2 separate regions of the Homo sapiens genome follow, and region 1 is linked to region 2. Evidence: chromatin loops called from intact Hi-C (ENCODE). Cell type or tissue: PC-3. All regions are shown on one strand. Each heading gives the region's core, and the rest is flanking DNA. Links, peaks and the distances in the headings are about the cores only.

Evidence for each region. Hi-C counts contacts between places; a loop is a spot of excess contacts. Peaks named below come from ENCODE experiments on the same cell type or tissue, not always from the same donor. Only the 100,000 strongest peaks of a DNase experiment are listed, where the experiment ranks them.
Region 1: it touches region 2 in a loop (4-fold over the local background); 2 of 110 quality-filtered maps call a loop at or near these places.

Annotation. Positions count from the first base shown.
Region 1 is chr9:115,390,296-115,401,335 of GRCh38, reverse strand. It overlaps DELEC1 (deleted in esophageal cancer 1), which reads right to left. Exons shown (of 8, transcript NR_163556.2): 6 at 904-977; 7 at 26-143. Among named protein-coding and RNA genes, the nearest start is that of DELEC1, 250 kb to the right of the region's middle. In PC-3, for the core only: a CTCF peak has its summit at 4,843 (motif pointing right); DNase peaks (open chromatin) are centred at 5,355 and 6,835; H3K27ac peaks cover 3,827 bases.
Region 2 is chr9:115,492,248-115,503,287 of GRCh38, reverse strand. No RefSeq gene overlaps it. Among named protein-coding and RNA genes, the nearest start is that of DELEC1, 360 kb to the right of the region's middle. In PC-3, for the core only: no CTCF peak of the experiment used is centred there; DNase peaks (open chromatin) are centred at 4,787 and 7,797; H3K4me3 peaks cover 343 bases; H3K27ac peaks cover 2,630 bases.

The sequences.
Region 1 (11,040 bases), core at 939-8,938, 100 kb after region 2:
ACTATTATTAAATGAAGTATATTACCAATTCCCTCTGCAGCCTTGGGCCTGGCAAGAGATACAGCAAAATCCTTTCCTCCATTGTAGCAGACTCCTGCTTGCCACTTTACAGACCTCTCTCTGTGCAGGGCATCAGTAAAAACCTAAAGATAATAAGAGACACAAAGAAGGTATCCGTGTAGGCCATCTCCCTGGATGTACCACTCACCACATTCCTTTCACACTAGGTTGGGCAGGAAAAGCAATTCCGGGAAAGAGTTGTTCAGAGCCTCCCTGGGAACCTTGGTGTGTTTCTCTCTTGCTGGCCACTGGCTGGCCTAAGGTCACGCACAGGGAAGAACACCAGCTCCATCCAGACTCCTTGCAAGAATTTCAATGATGCATGTTAAAGACTAACAGATGTGCACTTTCTCCTCTTGCAGTCTGAGGCCAGACACCAGCTCCACTGGATGTGAGGCCTGTCTCAGGGGCTCAAACAGCAAGCACCCTAAAGTCCCCTCAACAGTGTAGAATCATATGCCATGGCTTTTGTTTTAAATGTGGAGATGTAATAGAGAGATATGGGTGCTTAAGAGGCTAGAGTAGACAATCCTGGGTAGATTTCTGACTCTGACACTTTCTGGCTATGTAACTTTGCTAAATGCATTTTTCTTATCTCTAAAAAGGGGATAGCTACTGCTGTAGTTTGAGTGTTTGTCCCCTCCGAAACTCATGTTGAAATGTAAGTGCCATTGTATCAGTATTAAGAGGTGTGGTCTTTAAGAAGTGATTAGGTCATGGGGACTCCACCTTCATGAATGGATTAAAGCCTTTATGCCAGGAGTGGGCTAGTTATCCTCAGAGTGGGTTTTATAAAGCTAGTTCTGCCCCTCATACTTCCTCTCTTACTGAGCTTTCACCTACCATCATGTGTAACACGGCAAGAAGGCCCTCACCAGGTGCTGGCACAATGCTCTTCCACTTCCCAGCCTCCAGAACTGGAAGAAATAAACTTATTTTCTTTATAACTTACCCAGTCTTAGGTATTCTGTTATAGCAACAGAAAACATCATCAGATGGCAATCTTTTGTAATGATCTAATGAAATAATGTTCAATACACATTAGTACATTGCACAAAGTACCATGTCTATAATTTATTAATCTTCTCAGTCCATTAACCTACCTAGCAGATCCCATGGGAATTACTCCATTCTCTGCAAAAGTTGACAATAAATAAAATATTTGGGGCAAGTGCTTTCTGACAGTTGCACCACAGGAGCTCATAGAGATGAAGATGAAAAACAAATTCTTTGTTGTTGTTTTTGCATTCCCTCTGACAGCAAACTCATCAGGTTGCATAGAACAGATAATTGACTAGTGCTAATTAGATTCCCTGCTGCCCTCTAGCCTTCCACCTTTGCTCCATGGTTCTCACATGGCTATGCTACAATCCATCCCTCCTTGCCCATGGTGGGAGGGAACAAAGGATGTGTAGTATGGACAAGGATGCTGCTGCCTCCCATTCCCAGAGCCCTCCCTTATGAGAAAGGAAAGCAGCAAAGACAGGAAATAGTCAGGGTGATTCCCTTCCCACTTCCGGGAGTCAGCTCTCTCATTCTCTCCTAAACCCCTGAAGAATCCTCCTGACTTAACTAGTTATGACCTTCAAGGAGGACCCATGGTCACTGCCTATTGAAAGTGTTCAGCAGATATTGAGGGTGTAGGTAAATGTTACATTTTACAAATCTGTAAATGAGCCACACAATGCTCTGGGGATGCTCCTTTCAAAATCAGGAGACATTTTAGTGGTACTAGAATAAACACAGTGGCTACAATTTGAGTACTCATAATACGCCAGAGACCATGTTAAATATACTATAGCCATTACTGATGTTTAAGGACACACGGAAAGACTGAGCAACATTGTCAAAGACCACATCCAGAAAGGGACAAAACCAAGATCCACACCCAGTCCTGGCCAAATCCAATGGTGGTTTCCTAAACTGCTGTGCTGCTATGCATCCCCCAGTTGTTCTGTATCAGTTTTGCAGTGTTTCTCTACCTCTGACTGTTCCAGGAAAAGAAAGTAATAGCATCTGCAGTGATGTGCCCCACACATCCAGATATGCTCTTCCTGGCAGTGTGGGATGGTGACAGTCATGTCACCTCTTTGTGCCTGCTTATCATTTGTCAGAGAAGATAATACTAGCACTGGCTCCTTCCATCTTAACCACAAGCTGGCTAAGAGTAATGCTGAAGATATTTATGAAATATTCTAAATAATGTTCCCAGTGTAGTCCCAGCACGTAGTAAGCATATTAATCCTCATTTCCCCTTTTCTATGTCCAAGAGGCTGTTTAGGGAGAATTATGGTAATTTCTTTGGGAAAAGTTTACTTCCTGTCTATCATTAAGGCTAATTGGGTTTCTACCTTTGAAATTTTCTAAACATAGGTATCTGATAAAACATCAAATTGAAGGAAGGTAAAAGAATATCTATATCTATCTCTCTATTTGTCTTTCTCTATATATATATTTGGTGGTGTGGGGAGTTTAAATAATTTTCAACAACTGGTATAGTGAATGACAATCTGCTTAGAAAAGAATTCAAACAAATAGTAAACATGCTGAAATGTTCAAGGAAACCTTGCCAATAATTTGATATATTTTTAGGAAGAAAGGGAAAACAAATTTATTTTAATTTTAATGATTGTTGTGGTTATAGTGTTTTCTTTTTCCACATTCGGCACAGAGTGACTTAGAGATTCTCCATAATAAGTGTCTTAGGTCCCCGAGGCAGGCTGTGATGTTGAAAAGTGTGATAGGACAGAGGCATGATTTTAAGCAGCTGTTGGGGAGATGTGGAGAAGAGGTGCATTTGACCCGTGCCCTGCTCTTCTTGCTTTGAAAAATAAAAACAGGAAGTTAATCTCAACAATCTCTGGCAACAAGGTTGAAAGAAATAGAGAGGGACAAGGAATTTTTACAAAATGTTCTTTTTTATAGTTTCCAAAACTACTCAAGTCACAGCCCAGTGTGGTTGGCATGGGAAGGGGTGGTTGTGCTCCACGCTGTCATTGAGGACCTCAGCTCCTTCCACCCTACAATGCTTTCATCCACAACACAGGGTCTCAATGGTTGCTGCAGAAGGAGCAGAGTTTAGAACACATGTCAGGTTTTAGGGCCAGGCCTGGAAATGGTGATGTCGCTTCTAGGCAAAACCGAGTCATATCATGCTCACTTCACTGCAAAAAGAGAATGTGAGGTGTCTTCATAAATACCCAGGACAAACTGGAAGGCTTTCATGCACATATTTTACTGTCTCTGTTGTATGCCTTCTTTGAATTTTTTGCTTCTACCCTGGCCCCCTTCAAACTAATATTAACCCAGCAGCCAATGGAATCATTGAAAAAATATAATTTGATTATGCCACTTCAGTGCTCAAAACTCAGCAGTGACTTTACAGTTTTTACAGAGTAAAAGCCTAAGTCATCACAATGACCTGTATGGGCCCCCATGATTTGGCCCCATTATCTTGCAAACCTCAGCTTCCACTACTCTCCCGTCACTCACAGGCAAGGCTCTAGCCATGCCTGGCACCTTAGAATCTCTTCTCTTGCTTTGTCCTCTGCCTGGAAAGCTCTTTCCCAGATTCCTCTCTGGAGCTTATTCAAACTCAAATTTACCTTTTCAATGAGGACTACCATAGTCATCCTACTTAAAACTGTAATTGTCCTTCTACCTAACACTTCTGATCTCCTTTGCCCTCCTCTCTTTCTTCCAGATCACTTAGCACCTTTTATCTAGTATTTAAACTGGTATTGTGATTATCGTCCGTTGTCTGTGCCCACTTCGCCTACACAATAAACACTCTTTAAGTAGAAAGCCGTGCTGCGCAAGGTGATGGCTGACAATGGAAAGGGAGACATTATACATATTTTATTCTATATCTTACTGCAGAGGCAAATGTTTGTGTCTTTCTTGTTCTGTGACGTAACCTGAGTACCTAGAGTAGGGCTTGTAACGTAGCAGGTGCTCTATTCATCCTTGCTAAAGGAATGAATGAATGAGTTAGAATATATGTGACTGAATGGAATGAATGGACCCAGGACAAGGCCCTGAGACTTTGTCAATTTTTTCAAAACAGGTTTAAATCCTGTACTTTGCACTTAATAGCTGCGGACCTTGGTAGATTCATTTTGCATAGGCAATGTTCTGTTTTCTCTTCTGCAAAATGAGGGTTTTCACCATAACTATTATATCTACCTCTTAAATTCACTGTAAACATTGAAACATTGAATACATCTTATACAAAGGGAAATAACTTTAACAACAGAGGCACTAATCAGTGTTATGTATCTAAGGGTATGGATTGCTTACTCTGCTTCTTGCATGGGGAATATGTATTGCTCTGGTGTGATATCTGGTTGAAGACTGGTAAGGAATCCCTGGGATAATTCCCTGAAAGCCTGCTGTCTACCACTGCTTGCTTGGCAACTTCTGATAAATAATAAGACTACATCCAGTTGGTTTCATAGACAGGCCCTAGGAGGAGTGTTCAGGGCTCTTTCTGAGGCAGCCAAGGCAAGTAGAGGCACACCAGGCCGCGGTTGTTGTTGCACTTGCTGGGACTTTCTGTTGAAAGAACTATCTCCCCTCTGGTTAGAAAACAAAGAATTCAAAGGCAATCAGACATCTCTGCCTACCACAACCCTTCATGCAATCAGGTTGAACTGCCAGGCCAAACCCTGTCTGGAATGAAAAGAAATAAGAGATGGTTATCCTTAATGCCCTATTATGCCTAAGAACCCTTTGCTTTCTTCACTCTTGGGTTTCATATGGGCTCCAGGAGGTGGCATTAAAGAGTGAAGCTTTATCTATTCTCTGTTAGTGTTTGTGTTTTATCCATTCTCTGCACTTGTGTCCCCTGGAGGAAAACAAAATTACTCCAACTCCACCCTGGAACTTTAATGTCAACTCTTCACTGGGGAGCTACAGAAAAGGATATTGGTGAAAAGTATGTGGCTACTTGCCATGAACAGATAAGGATTGTCTGTAACTGAACAGATAAGGGTTGTCTGTAGCTACTTAAAACTGAATGACTGCCTACAAATGCTTGAACAATTTATTCTTTCAAACAAAATGATTTTCTCTACATCATTCTATGAGTACTACTTATCTTTTTATGTGAAAAACATTATCATGGTCATGAAGAAACTAAACCACATCCTGCCTGAGTGATCATCTACAGTTTCATTTATAACCTTGAAATTTAGAAAATTTTCCTGAGCAAACAGACCTTCCTCAAATTCCCACTTTTACTATGATTTTTATCTATGGTCTACTCACCTTTTTAAAACCCATAATAAGAAGCATTTGCTCTTGCAATCTGCTCTGATTAAGGAGAGTTTAGAAGTCCTATGGGAAGTTTCAGAAAGGAGTTCCCAGAGGCTATTTACAAACCTCATGGAATCTAAACACTTCATTGAATAGGAAAGTTGGCATCTTGCCTTCTAATGGAAGTAAGATAAACATGGCCAGGTGGAAGGGAAGCTGCCCTCCAAGACCAAGTTCTAGCCTGAAGAGCCCTTTAGCTCATCCAAAACTCTGAGAACATCTTAAACGGAAGACTCTCAAAGAAATAAATGTTCCCATCTGTGACTGCCTCATTCCTGGCTCCTCCTTGGAACCCCTTAACTTGCCACTGAAAACCCTGGGGAGTTATATCTTGAGCTGTGGACAAACTGATTTCAGGGGCTTTCCTTGTTACCACAGTGATATCTGGGCAACAATAAGCAATTTACCAAAGGACATGCCCTTTTTTTTCCTGTTATCTTCACCCCTCTGTTTTCCCAAACTGAACTGCTCTGTGGGAACTCACAGACATCCCCTCAGATCACTCTCTCAGCTCCCTCTAGCAATGTCCCGCTCAAGCTCACAAACCCACTCCTTCTCTCTGTGCTTCTGACCTGATAAGACCTTATTATAGCTCCTATGCATTGATTTCTACTAAGGTCAGGCCCTGTGCTTGGAGACTTACATACACAGAATCAATTAATCCTCATATACCTTTGGGGTATTTTCCAATATGATTACTATTTAACACAGGAGGTAGCTGAGAATTAAAAAGTTTAAGAGACCTATCAGAGATTGCACAGCAAGGAAGTGACAGAGATTGTTAATAATGAATGTTTTTCCTCCTTATCTCTTCTCTTTGAGCTTCCTTGAACATCTATTTCATCAGTTCTTGGAAAACACCGATGGACATGCAATGTCACAGCAGTTGTGTGACTATGAGCAACTCCTTCTTTCTCTCTGAATCTGTTTCCCCTTATGTCAAATAATATGATGGGGTTAAGCTTTGTCTATGCCCCAGTGTCCTGGGATTCCAGGGATGCACATGATGGTCGTTGAAGCTGAAACACCCCAATTTGAAAACTCTCACATATTTGATCTCACTAAGCCTACTGAGAAGTTACCAGCTGGCAATGCTATATGGCTCAGAAAGAGGAGAAATTGGGAACATTTCAGTCTAGAGGTCAAGAGAAATAAGACCAGATGCAGAGTTTGGTCACTAAACATTCTTCTGATTTTTGGTAAGATAAAAAAGATCATTAGGTCCTCCAATAATTGTAGTATAGTCAAGCATTGGGGAGATTCCAGTTCACATTCTGACTCTGTCACTAGGTTATTGTATGGTCTTGGGTGAGTCACCAAAATTCTTGGGAATCTGTTTTCCCATCTATAAAGTAGAGACGCTAATAATCATGGTTCCCTCCCATGATGGTTGAAAGGAACAAATTGGCCCCACAGGTATGATTAATCTCTGACTAGCCCATCTCAGCCTATGCATGCAAAAGTTCACAACTAAATATCCAATACGCTCCCTTCTTTTCAGCCACAGCGAGTTGACCTCTTATGGACATAACTCTAGACAACAAAAATAGTCAGAAAAGGATGGGAGGTGATTGGCTTTCTTCCCCCAACTGCCTGACCATTAATGGAATTGAGCAAGAACAGAATTTCTCAACCCTTGCACTTGCTCTTCTGAGCCAGCAAGACCAAGGAAACGATGCCCATTGAAAACACTAATTTTGTTTCTTAGCCAGTGATTTCAAATACGTATTTGATCTTGAGCTTCTCCATTTTTAGACTGAACGTTGTTTGAAAGGTCCATTTAAATTTACTACTTTCTCCTCTCTTGAAGCAGATTTGTCTTTGGATAACCTTGAATAAGAATGGCAAACAAAGATGTATTCAAAAGCTCAGTTAAACTTTCCAAAGCAATGGCCCCCGGTGGGACAGTAGCTGTGACTTTTATTTGAATCCATGTCTCTAGGCACAGAGGCAACATGCACCCAGAAATGTGCTTTCCCAGCATGCCTTGCTCCAGGGTCATACCCTCTTGGGTATTAGTTATTCTTAGCTCCTAACATCAAAACTAAAGTTACATAAAAGATAAAAATGGATGATTTGTCACCCAGCAAGCACCAAATAATGTAACCACAAGGAAAGACACGTTAGGCCGAGCCTGTCTTTCTCTCAGAGATAATTTTCTCTAATGTCTCGCAAGTTACCATTTTTGTTCTCTGACAAATCCTTCCTGACCCAGAGAGCTAAGCCCAGCCCTTCATTTCTCCTTTACAAGCCCAGTGGCTCTTTCCTCCCAGTAAAATGTAGCTTCTTTGTTCTTTATGAAGAATTGTAGTTCCTGACTTGGGCAGGTGCTGTGACTCTGAGTCGACCAGGATTGGCATCATCCACCTGCTGCCACCCTCGCTCCCAGCCAGCATATTTGCTGGTCTTGTTTCTAGGCCCCCAGACCCATCCCAGCTGACCTCTGGAGCAATAGCAAACTCAAGTCTGGTTTCCTGAGGACTGACCTTCTGGAAAAGATGAAACTGTGTCCTGATCCATCTTTTCAAAAGATGCTCTCAGCTTGGCCAGTTTTTGGTCCTTACCAAGGGAACAACAGCCTATGTATATGCTCTAGCTATGAGTATTTTTATCTTCCATGTTACTTAATAATATAGACACAAATAATAAGAATACTAACAAAGGCACTTAATGTAAAATAAAATACTTTAAACACTAATAATAAATTTACACAACTACTAACTCTCGTACACACACTAATAATAACACTAACAAAACTGGTAAGAATATTATATCTACCATATACTGAAAACTTACTCTGCGTCAAACACTCTGACATGCATTTTTCTTGCACTACCTCTAGGTTGCTGCGAGTGGACCATGTAATCTTCATTTTGTACATAAATAAATTAAGGTTCCAAAAGGTTAAATAACTTGCCTACATCATACAGCTAATAAAGGCCAGGGTCAAGATAAACACTCAGGCCTGACTGGGCAAGTCATGCCTTTAATTACTGTCTTCATCTTCTCATCTAGGTGTCAGGTAAATCATCCATGTGAAAAAGGTGGAATTTGGTCCTCTGTCTTGATGAAAGAACTGGCATAAAGAAAGATTTGTGTTACATCTGTAGCCACCAGTTCTACTGGGTTTGACTATCTACCTCCATCTTCACTGATACACAGCTGAATTATTTTGCAGTGAACAGTCCTGGCTAAATGCACCAATATCCAGACACTGTTTGAACCAAATAAATGAGGTGGCATCATTATACAGATTAGAAAAATGCAAGCACTTGGGCTGCATGATTTTTTAATCTCGTCCTTGTCTATTAAGCTAGGAGTCTATGAACAGAAAGAAGGAAGGACAGAAAGAAGGAAGGAAATAAAAAGAAAAGAAGGAAGGGAGGGAGAGAGAGAAGGAAGGCAGGAAAGAGAGGGGGAGGGTACAGTGACATTTATTTTAATAGTAGTTAACATTTATTAAATCTTTCAAAAGTGCAAACCCCGCAGTAAGAGCTCTATGTATGTAATCTCATTTAATCCCTCCAGTAACGCTGATGTAAATGAGAAAAGATGATCCCTTGTGAGGTTAAGAAATTTCTCTAGGTCAGATGACTAGTAAGTGGTAGAGATAGGATTCAGATCCAGAGTTGTTTGCCCAGAGAATCTGCACATTACCACAATGCTATAATGTCTTGTAGGTGCCAAACAATGTGGTACACACTTCACACTGCATTGTGTAGAGTGCTGCAGTACTTAACATATCATGGGGCTTCCTTTTCTTCCTCAGCTGTTCATTCAGTCACTCACTCTAACTCTTTAGCATGATATATAAGGCCCTGTTTGATGTGTTCTTTGCCTAGATCTCCAGCCTTGGTGCCTATCCACCCAACGCTTCCATTTAGTTATCCAGTCAAGCTGGACTTCTTACAGATTTCTCACCTTTGGTTCACTGTCATAGGCTCTCTCTTACTCAAGCACCTCTCCCTGCTCATTCACGCAGCTCACTCCTTCTATACTTTCAAGATTCGGCCTGTGAATTGCCTCATCTGGGAATCTTTGCTGGGTTACTTCTTGTCATAGATGCCTCCTGTGTTAATTTCCTCCACATCCTGAGTTTCTCTCCCCCATGGAAGTCAGTGCACTACACACTGTGCATAAGGTTGGCTATGTCTATCTCTCTCCTCCCAGACTTTGAAGTCCTTGAAAGCAGAGACTATATTATATACACTATTGAATCCCTACTACTCAACATAGTATCTGATACCTAGCAGAATTCTAAGGATATTTCCAACATCAATGAGTGAGTGCATGACTCGCTGGCTGGATGGCTGAATGGAGTGGGCAAAGGAACAAAACTGGAGAACTGCTGCAATGAGTTGTTGCAAATGCTAAAGCTTAGGCAATGAACTAAGCCATAACCCTTGAGAGCCCTAAAAACTACAGAGAGGAAAACACAACACCAATTGAGACAAGTTAGGAAACAAGAGAAGCACATACAAGCTCATCAAGTTCAACCCTCTTAAATTACAAATAAGGAAACCCAGGCACAGAGAAGGGGAGTAGCCAGACAATGATTTATAGCTCAGTGGAGAATAGAACAAGATCTCTTGGCTCCCAGCCCACTGTTCGCTATCTTTTCTTCATCTTAAGATGCACAGAATGGGATGCTGCCCACATAAAATATTGGTTCTAATGAGGAAACTGGGGTTGAAATGGATTTCTTTTAATGAGAGGAAGTGTGCGGAGTACCAAATCCAGCAAAGTCGAACCAATAAAAGGCAATAATGAGAGCTGCAGTTAAAGTTAGACTGGGTAATAGGAAGTGCATCTAATTCCCGAGGAAAGAAGTAAGATGCAGAAACCCCACCACCACCAAAAATATGATACAACATCAGGAGATGCCCAGAACTCCAAGTTACCTCCCTGATTATTTGAGTGATCTTTCTGATGATTCTTCATTGTAACACATGTTTATAATTTGAGATGTAGATACGGATCAGATCATGGAAGGCCTTGCACTCTTTCTTGTGGCCTGCAAGGCCTTCCATAATCTGATCCTTGGGAGGCCAAGGCGGGCAGGTCGCTTGAGCCCAGGAGTTTGAGACCAGCCTGGGCAATATGGTGAAACCCCATCTCTACAAAATATACAAAAATTAGCTGGGCATGGTGGTCCACAAGGAGATGCGTGAAATTAACAAAGAACATTTGATACTAGAAAGCTCAGTGAGTTGGGTTTGAAAACAGTAAACTGATGTACATGTCTGATAACACTGAGATCACTCTATAATCCAGACCCAGGTCTCCAGACTCCTGCCTAAGGAACTTTACATTCAAAGTATTTATCATGAGGAGAATCGCTTGAACACGGGAGGTGGAGGGCACAGTGAGCCGAGATCACGCCATTGCACTCCAGCCTGGGTGACAGAGCGAGACCCTGTCTCAAAAAAAAAAAAAAAGTATTTATTCATGATTTCACTGCTTTAGCCCCAAAATATTATACGTTTGCTACAAATCATACAAAATCATTTCACTAAACTACAAATAACATATACGTCACTTTGCTCTTAAAGGTCCTTCATCCATTGCTCATAGAATGAAATTTGCACTCCTTCCTGTGGCCTGCAAGGCCTTTCATGATTTGATTCTTCCTATCTTCCTATTCCTTTTCTTTTTCTCTCTCAC
Region 2 (11,040 bases), core at 1,369-9,368:
TTTAATATGATAGCGGCTTTATCCATTGTTCCTTGAAAATTTCTTAATTTGTGCTCTGTATTTTACTAAATGATATGTGCATACAAATATTATCTCTTGTTGGCAAAAGAAACATTTAATCAACATGTAGTGATCCTCTTTATTTCTGGTAAAGAGTTCTACCTCCAAGTCTACATTTATGATCATTATATCAACCTAGTTTTATTACTGTTTGCCTAGTAAAATTTTGTTTCATTCTTTACTTCTTTTTTTGGCCTTATGTTTTATGTGTTTCTCTTTTTAAAATCAGAGAGCTCATTTGGGGAAAAAAAATCCAATCTAGCGATTTTTTTAACCTAAAAACTCCAGTCCATGGCCATTAATTTTGAGTATTAATATAGTTGGATTTGTTTCTGTCATTTTATTTTATGCATTCTATTCTCATGCTTTTTCCTTTTTTCTCATGTTTTGCCCATTTAAAATATTTCACTGATTAGGGATTTATTTCTCCTTACTCCATATTGTTCCCTCCTCTGTGCTGTTTTGGAAGTCTCCTACTAGATTTCTATTATTACAGTGTTTCTCTGAAATTAAATACTGTACCTGCTTCATTTCATCCAAAGTTAGTCCATATTTACTTTCTCTTTCTGAACACAAGAATCTAAGGACATAGTAATTCTCATTATCCTTACATGACATATACTGTTTATTGCAGAATTTTAATTCTAGATTTCAAATAGATAGTCAAGGTTTGTTTAGACTTATCCACATGGGTAACATTTTTTTCTCAGTATTTCTTGTTGCATTCCAGACCTTCTTTTATGGATTATTTTTTTCCTTCCCAAATTTTATTTTTTTAAATTACTTTAGTAATGGTAGTGAATTCAGTTGTTTATCTGAAGAAGTCTTGATTTTACTATTGTTTTTAAATTGGTATTATTGGATATTCAATTCCAGCTTGATTTTTTCCAATAATTTGAAATGTTCCACTCTCCTCTTTCTGTGGATTAAAGTTAGCAGCTAGTCTAACTTTCATGCCTTTGACTTAAGCTGGTTTATTCTTCTGTCATATTTTAATAATGTCTCTTTGCTATTGATGTTTTCCTATGTCACTGTAGTTTTACTATAATTTATTTAGTTTATGTGTGTCTTTGTCTTTCTACTTAGGATTCACTAAACTGCTACTATTGCTTTGCATAATGCCTTTTGACAATCTGTTCGCCTCTTTATGTCTAGAACTGTAATTAAGCATGTATCAGACCTACTAATCTATCATGTATTGCCAAGAGATGCAAATAACTCCATGGCACATCTCCTCATTTCCCCTTTTGCTTTTCTTTTCTTTTTTTTTTTTTTTTTTTTTTTTTTTTGAGACAGAGTCTCGCACTCTCGCCCAGGCTGGAGTGCAGTGGTACAATTTCGGCTCACTGCAAGCTCCGCCTCCCGGGTTCATGCCATTCTCCTGCCTCAGCCTCCCGAGTAGCTGGGATTACAGGCGCACACCACCACGCCCAGCTAATTTTTTGTATTTTTAGTAGAGACAGGGTTTCACCGTGTTAACCAGGATGGTCTCAATCTCCTGACCTTGTGATCCGCCAGCGTCGGCCTCCCAAAATGCTGGGATTACAGGCGTGAGCCACGGCGCCTGGCCTGTATTTTCTATCTTATTATACTTTAGCATTGTTCTCTGTTTAATCTCTTTACATTGCCCTGTCAATTCTTGATTTTTCTCTCTAGCTTTAATTGATGTTTAATATATCCAATGTAATTCTAATTTCAATTATCATATTTTTATTCCTATAATTTCTGATCTTTTACCTAATTTACCTGACCCATTTTTAACAAGTTCTTGCTTCTTATTGATTTTTTTGTTTCTTTTTAAGAACATAATGAATATAAAAGTGTTTTACATTGTATATTCGTACAAGTAGTCTTTTGCATATGACTATACTGTTTGATGTTTCTCCTGGGTTTTATTTATAATACCACTAATTTTTATGTGCTTTGTGATTTTTTATTTTGAGTTCCAATTCACTTGTCCATATTTGTCAGAAATATTTAAAACCTATGTTGAGAGTGTATTCCTCACGGAAATTTGTCTAGAGGCATTACCAATCCAGAACTTTAAAGTCTAGATTAACATGTTTTGTGCCACAAAGGTTGTCTGAATTACAGCTCTAAACCTGAGTGAGAGTGGGCTTATGATTGGGAAGTTTTAAGGGAATTTTCTTTTTTCTTCCTCTCAGAACCAAGGCCAATAACTCCATCACATGCCTCTGAAAAACATGGTTTTCTCTAGTTCACCCACTGATGTGTTGCATCTTAGGAATTTCAGATTATGAGGCATCTCCAATCTGATCTTCAAATTTACGTGGGCCCCAGAATTTATTTCCCACAACCCTTTCTGTACCTTTTTGAAACCTAAGCTCTGGGCCACCAGATAACAGCAGATGCCTCTAGTCAAGAAAATCATCCTTCCCCAGCATTTTAGACATTTCACTCACACAAGTATTATTTTAGACATTTCATCCTCTGTACTGCTGATAAAGTCACTCCTATTCACTCTTCTAAAATTATTCTAAGTGTTGAAGAAGATTTAAAAAATTATCCAGCCTGGCTAAAGCTCCTCCTCTGTTATTCCATAGCAAGAATGAATTCATTCTAACTTAGCTCTAAGTATAATTTGTTACCTCCTCTGTTTATTCACTTTTGTCTTAACAGTGAGCTCCTTGAAGCCTTCCAGTATGGCTTAACGAGTGTTTTCAAATAGCATCTGAAAAATAAGCCCTCTCACGGCTCAATCTACTTTGTTTTAATAATTGTTTGTATCAATGTATAGCTAAGTAGACACACACACACACACGGTGATTTGTTACTGTGATTTGCCCACTTCTAATATGTTTTCTAGGACCATGTCTATCCATTCACTCAGCAAAATTTCTTCAGTTTGCTATATGTGAAGAGTAAAGTAAGATCACTCCCTTCAAAATACCTCAACTTAAGGTTAAATATGAAAAATATAAAAATATGTAGAAGTTATCAAGAAAGTAGTCTTATTATTCACTTCTAGCTTCTTCAGGCATCTTAAATTTTTTTCATTTTCCCATAGATACCATGATAGTTTTTGCTTAAGGGCAAAATTACTACTAACTTAGAGGATATATTTGTTCAAGTTAGAGAAAGACCTGATTTCTGTACAGAATTAGGAAGAACCTCTAGGTAGAGGAAGCCCCAAGAACCCATCACTTGACTTGTGAAAGTTGTCTTTTTGCAAAAAAAGAGAAAAAAAAAGGAAAAAGAAAAAAAAAAGCACTCCTTCCTCCAAGTAGATGTGTCTGGATTTTAGTCTCCACTTCATCATCAAACGGTGCCCAACAGGGATCAGGCTGCACAAAGATATGTACTAGGTATCTAAGTAGGGACATTGAACAGGCAATCTGATATAAGCCTCTCAAGCTTGAGATGGTCCTAGGTAGAGACACACCTTTGAGATTTATCAGATTATAAATATTGTATCTGTTTAGACATTATCCCCACCAAGAAGACTCTCCTTACACCTGAAATCTCAGACACCCAAAGAAGAGAAGGAAAAACAGGATATTGAGACATGGAGGAAGTCTTAGAAATCAGAGTTGATTCTTATGACCACTCATCACACAGACTCTGGATTTGAGAAGTTTTTTATAAATACAGGTGAAAAACTCATCACTAGCATCTTCAGCATTATGCAGTAAGCAAAACAGGCTTCCATGTTGGGCACACCTCCATCACAATTGTCATCACACTGTGAGGGTTAGTGTTTAATTATTTATAAATTTTTTTTAAAGTTTACCAGTTTAAACTGCCAAACTGTCTTGCACACCACTAATAGTGCACATTCCTCACTTTGTGATATACTGGGCTGGATGATTTTCCAACCCAGCCTGGAATTCAAGGGTCTAGTGAATGGTATAGATTAATGGGAATTCAGATAAGAAAAGAAGGCTTCCTGGATGCAATGGAAATTGTTAGTAAACTCATGTGCTTGGAATAGTTAAGCCATGAGCTCTAAGTTGTCTTGGACAGCCTACCTGAGTTCTAGCACAGAGACTGTCATAATGTTAAATCAATAAATATTCATAGCATGAATTAAGTTTGCCAAGAGGCTTGGCCTGAATTAGATGCCTCTGTAAATTATTTTATTCTATAAGTTATGGACTGCTGGATACAATCAAGTGATCAGTTTTTATATTCATAGTGCTAGTCAGCATTTGACAAGACACTCAACATGAACTTACTGTGTGGCTGCTATTACTCACTAATATAAAGGTTCCTTATGGCAGCCAGGAGTGATGGCCCATGCCTGTAATCCCAACACTTTGGGAGGCTGAGGCAGGTGGATCACTTGAGGCTAGGAGTCCGAGACCAGCCTGGCCAACATGGTGAAACCCTGTCTCTACTAAAAATACAAAAGTTAGCAGGGCATAGTGGTGTATGCCTGTAATTCCAGCTACTGAGAGGTTGAGGCTGAAGAATTGCTTGCACCGGGAGGTGAAGGTTGCAGTGAGCCGAGATCGCGCCACGGCACTCCAGCCTGGATGACTTCAAAAACAAAAAAAGAAAGAAAAGATTGCTTATGAGAATGTAGTCAGGATATTATGGTAGCATTATTAAGGCCATTAAGGGTGAGGGCATTTCCCCATTTAGTGTAACACCTTCAAAGAACACTAAAATATATCGTAAACATCCTCAGTGCTTGCTTACTCAACAGACAGAAGATTCATAAATCCAGTGAGTCATCCTATACCTGGCTCTGTACTGTCCCTCATGGGTAGGAAGCTGTTTGCACAGTTAGGTTTTCCCGGGAACAGAGGACAGCTTGCATTTTTTGGTTCCTGTTTATTTTCAGCAACTGTAGTCTTTCCAAACAGCAGTTCATGAGAATTTCAGAGACGTGCGACTGTCATGAGAAAGCTGTATAATCCAATAAGCCACTTGAGCCAAGATTTTAACCATGCAAGTGGCACATTAGTCTTTAAGGGGTAACCACTTTATCCAAGATGACCCAGCTGACCCAGGTGGCATCTTCCTATACTGCAGGGTGAGGCATAGAACGGGAGACTCAGTCTTCCCACAGTCTTAGCTGCTAGGCACAATGACATTCTTTGTTATTTATTCAGCTGTTAACCTGAGAACATATATAACTCCTTTTTGTTGTTGTTGAGACGGAGTCTTGCTCTGTCACCAGGCTTCAGTGTGGAGGCACCATCTTGGCTCACTGCAACCTCCGCTTCCTGGGTTCAAGTGATTCTCCCACCTCAGCCTCCCGAGTAGATGGGACTACAGCCACGCGCCACCACACCCAGCTAATTTTTGTATTTTTAGTAGAGACAGGGTTTCACCATGTTGGCCAGGATTGTCTCAATCTCTTGACCTCGTGATCTGCCCGCCTCGGCCTCCCAAAGTGCTGGGATTACAGGCGTGAGCCACTGCGCCTGACTCATATCTAACTCTTGACGAATCTGTTTAGTGAACCAAGGAAGAGATTAACTAGATAGCAACTGCTCATTTTTTTAAAAAAAAATAATCTCATGTTTGGGCTTAAGATACTTGTTTAGTCCCAGATTTGTCATTAATGTACTCTATGACCTTGGGCGACTTATTGATTCTTCTGGGCCTCAGTATACCGATCATAACAGAAATTAGAGTAACAAAACAACAACCTTAAAACGAAAATGAGATTGAAGGATTCAGTGGTCGCTAGGATTATTTCTGTTTCAAAGATGCGTGGTGCCAGAGTGTGACTGACATCCTATAAGCATTTTATGGGCTATAAACATCTAGGAGGCTACTTTCAGAAGCTGAGCTTCTGTGGATGTTAATTCTTGAAGATAATCTCTGATATATGCCCAAAACACAAGAAGAGCTGGCTGACATATAAACACACTTTGAGAAAGAAATGAGCAGGATGGAAATGGGACATTGGGATATCACCCAATACAGTGATCAGTGCCCAGCCCTCACTTCTAAGCCTTTATATGTGAAAAAATAAAGACCAATACATTCAAAAAGCCTTTTGTAAAATAGTACAAGAGAAGTCTAACAGCTAAATGGGGAATAAACGAAAGAAGGGAAAGACTGAATTGACTTGAGAGTTTTAGAGGAGCATGAATCATAGCGTAAATGTAAATGGGTGAATATTAATCTTGGATTCTCCCATTTATTCACTCTGTGCCATGGAGTGAGTTGACTGACAAGGGCCGGCTTCATGGGCATGTGACCTGTGAAGTCACATAAAGCCCTATGCTTAGAAGGGCCTCATGCCTGATTTTATGTTCTGCTACTGGTACCTCGAAATGCTCAATAATTTTTTAACAAGGTCCTTGAAAATTATGTTGCCGTCATGAGTATAACTTTTCTAAAATTTGGCTTCTTTATCTACAAAATGAGAAGGGTCATACTTATAGTTCAGGATCCTAGTGAGGATTAAGTGAGATAATTATGAAATTAAGCTCAGTGCATGACGTATTTGCTAAATAAGTGATTAAGTCTTGTTCTCCACCTTGATCCATTTCTCTCCCCAAATCTAGCTGTTCTCTTTAAAAGGAGCCATAAGATTAAGAGTTGGTTTTTTTTTTTAACTTTCTCCTTAGTTTGTTTTCACAGACTAGTGCAGTCCAAATGTGGAAGCATAAAACCATCTTGAATAAAAGCTGGTTTTGGCCAGCTCAGAAATATTAAATACAATAAAATCTCTCATGGTTTTACAGTTGGTGTTGGGGCTTTATATGGACTGATTGTTCTGATAAGGCTTTTGAGAATTTCAACAAACACCGCATTTCAAACAGTACAACATGCCCCCATCAATAATGAACATTGAGTTTAACCCCCACACCCACCACTTGTCTTTTCTAGACAAATAAACCCTTAAATGGCCAATATTTTCCTTCAATAAATCTTCTAATGTTATGGGGAAAATGTGAGTTGTTACTATGGAAAAGTCACATCATTCATTTCCCTTGTACTCTCCATTCTCAACATATTAGTTTTTAAAGAATCCAAGTTCTTCAATTTCAGAAGATGCTTCCCTCTTCACCTCCTGCAGAAGAGATTTTAATGAATATCTTTTGTTGTTTGATTTCCTGTTTCCACTCAAACATTTTTTATTTTAAGTTGATATTATCATTTTATTATTATGGTATATTATGCCTGAAATGAATGCAATGTAGCCAAGCAGACATGTCAAGTAGGCTATCACATATGCATGTCTAAAATGCAAATGAAGAGTCTAGGCTGAAAATACAAATGAGGGTGTAACTGAGAGAGGAGTGAGATCTTGAAAAGTTCAGCTGCCTAATAAACAGACAGGAAGAGAGTACAAAAAGGGAGAGAAAGAAAACAATAAGGGAGAGAGAAAGCAATAAAGCAGGAATAAAGAAGCCCTGGAAAAGACCTGCATTCTCTGAAGAAGGCAGTGGTATATGTGGAGAGAATGAGATAAAGTAGCCGTAAAGGTAAGAGGAAAACCAGGCCAGTGTGGCGTATTTAGAAAGATATGAAGGGATGGGACTCAGAACACAGGTGAAAGATCGGATCTTTGAAAGTTTGAGGGATGCACTGTGTATTGTGGCAGGTAGCGAAAGAGAAAGAGAAGATGAAGTGACAGATAGACACAGCAACATATAAGCACTACAGTAAAAATCTGGACAAAGTACTACTAAGCACACAGGGAAAAGGATTACTAAACGCCATGAGAAAGGGAAGAGAGGACAGGATTAGAGAAGCAACGTAGAAGTTCAAATATTTCACCTACCTGTCAACAGATTAGTGTGTGTTAAGTCAATATCTTTGCCAGATTAGGCAAACAAAAAGATCGTGTTGTGCAATATATGGGACATACTTATACTACAGTTTTATCTGTTGTTTATTTGAGGTTCAAATTACACTGGCAGCCCTTCATTTTATCTACAATCCTTTAGGCAGAAAAGATAGGAAGAAAGCACTCCTGAGAGAATAGAGCAAAATAAAAGCATGAGCCTTGGCAATGCATACTTTATCTAGGGAATCCCAGATACCTTGCAATAAGCAGACTAGGAAGTTGTTGCAAATGATAAGGCTGCATATCACGGAATGAAAACATATGCTTGTTAAATACCTCTCATGTGCCGGTCCCTCTTCCAGGCAATGTATATAAATCACTGAATTACAGAAAAATCGTAGATAAGGAAACAGAGGTTCAGAGAGTAAAAACAACTTGCTGAAGGTCACACAGAAGGTCACTGGAACATTTGACAACTCCAATCCCTAGATCAAGTCTCCTTCCTCTGCACCAGTGTTTACACAGTCATAATGAATCGCAGTTTCTCCCACCAGGATCAAGGAACCATACACAGAGGTACACTATGGTTTTCACTGATGAGCACTCATTTCTGGAGAAGTTGCCTTGTGATTATCTAAGTCTTCTTTCATAATTCTCTGGATACTTCAAAGAATAAAGTTGCCACCTTCATTAAAGCATATACACGCATATCTCCTTCTCTAAATGTTCACATTTCTCCAGACAGTTTTATCCTGTTTACTATAAAGCCAAACAACAACTTTGAAGACCTGAATACAAGTAAGTACTTTAAAGGTTTAAGCATGCTTTTTCCCCTTGAGAATTAGGCATGTGTATACTCATGGTTTCCAAGCCTTGGCCATTGCCTCAGGGAATTGGACAGCTTGTTTTGGCTACAGTTTGGGGACAGCACAATTGAAACATTGCTTAAATAAATGACACAGAAGTCACCAGTGATATCATGGCTTTGCCATGAAGCTGCTGCAAATAAGTCCATTTAAGTCATTGAAAGAAATACTTAAAAGGTTGACCTTTATCTTGGGCTTATGAGAAACTGGATTTTTATTATAACCCCATTATTTCAGATAACTTGACTACGAGCACAGTTTAGCTCACTTTCAAAACTACATATTTAATGTCTAATGTCCACTGTGTACCAGGAGCAGTTTGATGCTAGTAATTTCAGAATGGATTAAATATTATCCCTGACGTTCCTCTTTTTTCTCCTGATCTGTTTTTTGCTCCACTAAATTCACCCTATAATTTTTGTGGCTTTTATCCCTGAAAGACAAGTTATAGTTTGGATGAAATATCCTTTAGTTACCAAATTTTAGGAACTCCAAGAAATTTCCATATGAGTTCTAGGCTTCCTCGAAGATAGTGAAGAGATAGTTGAGTGAAGGGATAATTTCGAGATAACATTTTTCTAAATTCTGTGACCAAAATAAGGGACTCCAAGAATTGTTTTAGCGTGCAGGCATTAATTAGGTGATTATTATCATCATAATGATTTTTTAAATGTCTGGAATATTTTATAGAGTGTTTTGATAAAGATAATAAGAGCAAGTTGGGGTGAGGCCCTGAAGAAGAGCTCCTGATTTGGGCTAGGACAGGCTGTAGGGTAAGAATGTATGGTAAGCAAACCTTCCTGAAAGAGGCAATGCCTGAAGAATCATGGAAGATGACTTCAAAGAAGGAAAAAAGAGTGATATTCCAGGCAGAGATAATCCTGTAGACAGAGGCATAAAAACAAGAGGATGTTCTTAAGGTTCTCCAAGGTGAACTCCACCATTTTACAGATGGAATTACTGGCCACTAGAGAGGGGATGTGTGAGTGGGTTACTTGCCTAATGTTTTAAATAAACTGCCAAACCAGGGACGAGAACACTAGCCCCCTGACTTCAAATCACTGGTTTTCCATCCCAGTGTGAGATCTTTGTTCTTCATGTTTAGACTACATTTCAAGACCTTAATGCTGGTCAAAGTTCTTATAAACATTCCAGTTATCCCATGCAAAATTCCTCACCACAGGTTGTATGAGATGTCCAAGACCACCCTGTTTGCTAAATGAAAGATTAATTGAAGTTTGTTATGGGATGAACAAACCACGGGATATCTCTAACTTTCTGACAAGGATGAGTCCTAGTTACCGTTATTCTGAAAAATTATTTTCAGCAAATTTAAATTGACCCAAGCAGGAAATCTGACTGTACCTAGCTTCCTTCTCTCTTTCCTTCTCTGTTTACTCCTCTGCTCCTTCATCCTCAAAGTTTTGTTGATCTTGTCACTTAAAGACAATTTATGTTTTGAGGGACTATCCAATTTAGTTACCATATTACATAAACTTTAAGAGTTGCATTTGAGTTCTAACCTTCTTTGAGCCTAGGTTAAGAATGCTAGAAGTAGGTTGTTTGACCTTGAACAAACTGCTTCTTTGGTTTCAGTTTTCTTATCTGACCAGTGAGAGGGATTGGTCTGGCTAGATGTTCAGATTCCTCCCAACCCTAAAGTTTAATATTTTGTTTTTATAAGTTACTGGCAGAAATACTGAGTTGCTTACAATTTGTTTTCAAAACCTAAATATTTTTCAAGAATATGATTTAAGAAAGAGCTTATTTTCCAAACACAAACTTGTTAATGGCTTGGACACTGTTCCCCCTGATTCCTTTTGAAAAAACAAAAATAGCTTTATTCTACCTCTTGAAGCTCTATTTCTTCTTGCATGGCTTCCTACTTTTGTCCTTGGCTGATTTTTTTAATGTTGGTCTCTGTGGCCAAACAAAAACAAAAATAAGGCCAGGAGTAGTGGCTCACACTTGTAATCCCAGCACTTTGGGAGGCTGTGGCAAGTGGTAAACTTGAGGTCAGGAGTTCGAGACCAACCTGGCCAACATAAGGAAACCCCATCTCTGCTAAAAATACAAAAATTAACCAGGCGTGGTGGTGGGCACCTAGTAATCCCAGCTACTCAGGAGGCTGAGGCAGGAGAATCACTTGAACCCAGGAAGCAGAGGTTGCAATGAGCCAAGTTAGCACCACTGCACTCCAGCCTGGGCAACAGAGTGAGACTCCGTCTCAATAAATAAGTAAATAAATAAACAAATAAAACAAAAAACCCCAAACAACATCTCTACAGTTCTATGGAAGGAAGCCCATTCAAAACACAACTATTAATATTTCACAACTATTAATATTTCAATTTCCCGAGAATAGTTTGTAGTAGCTCCCCCTTTTTTATTATCTTA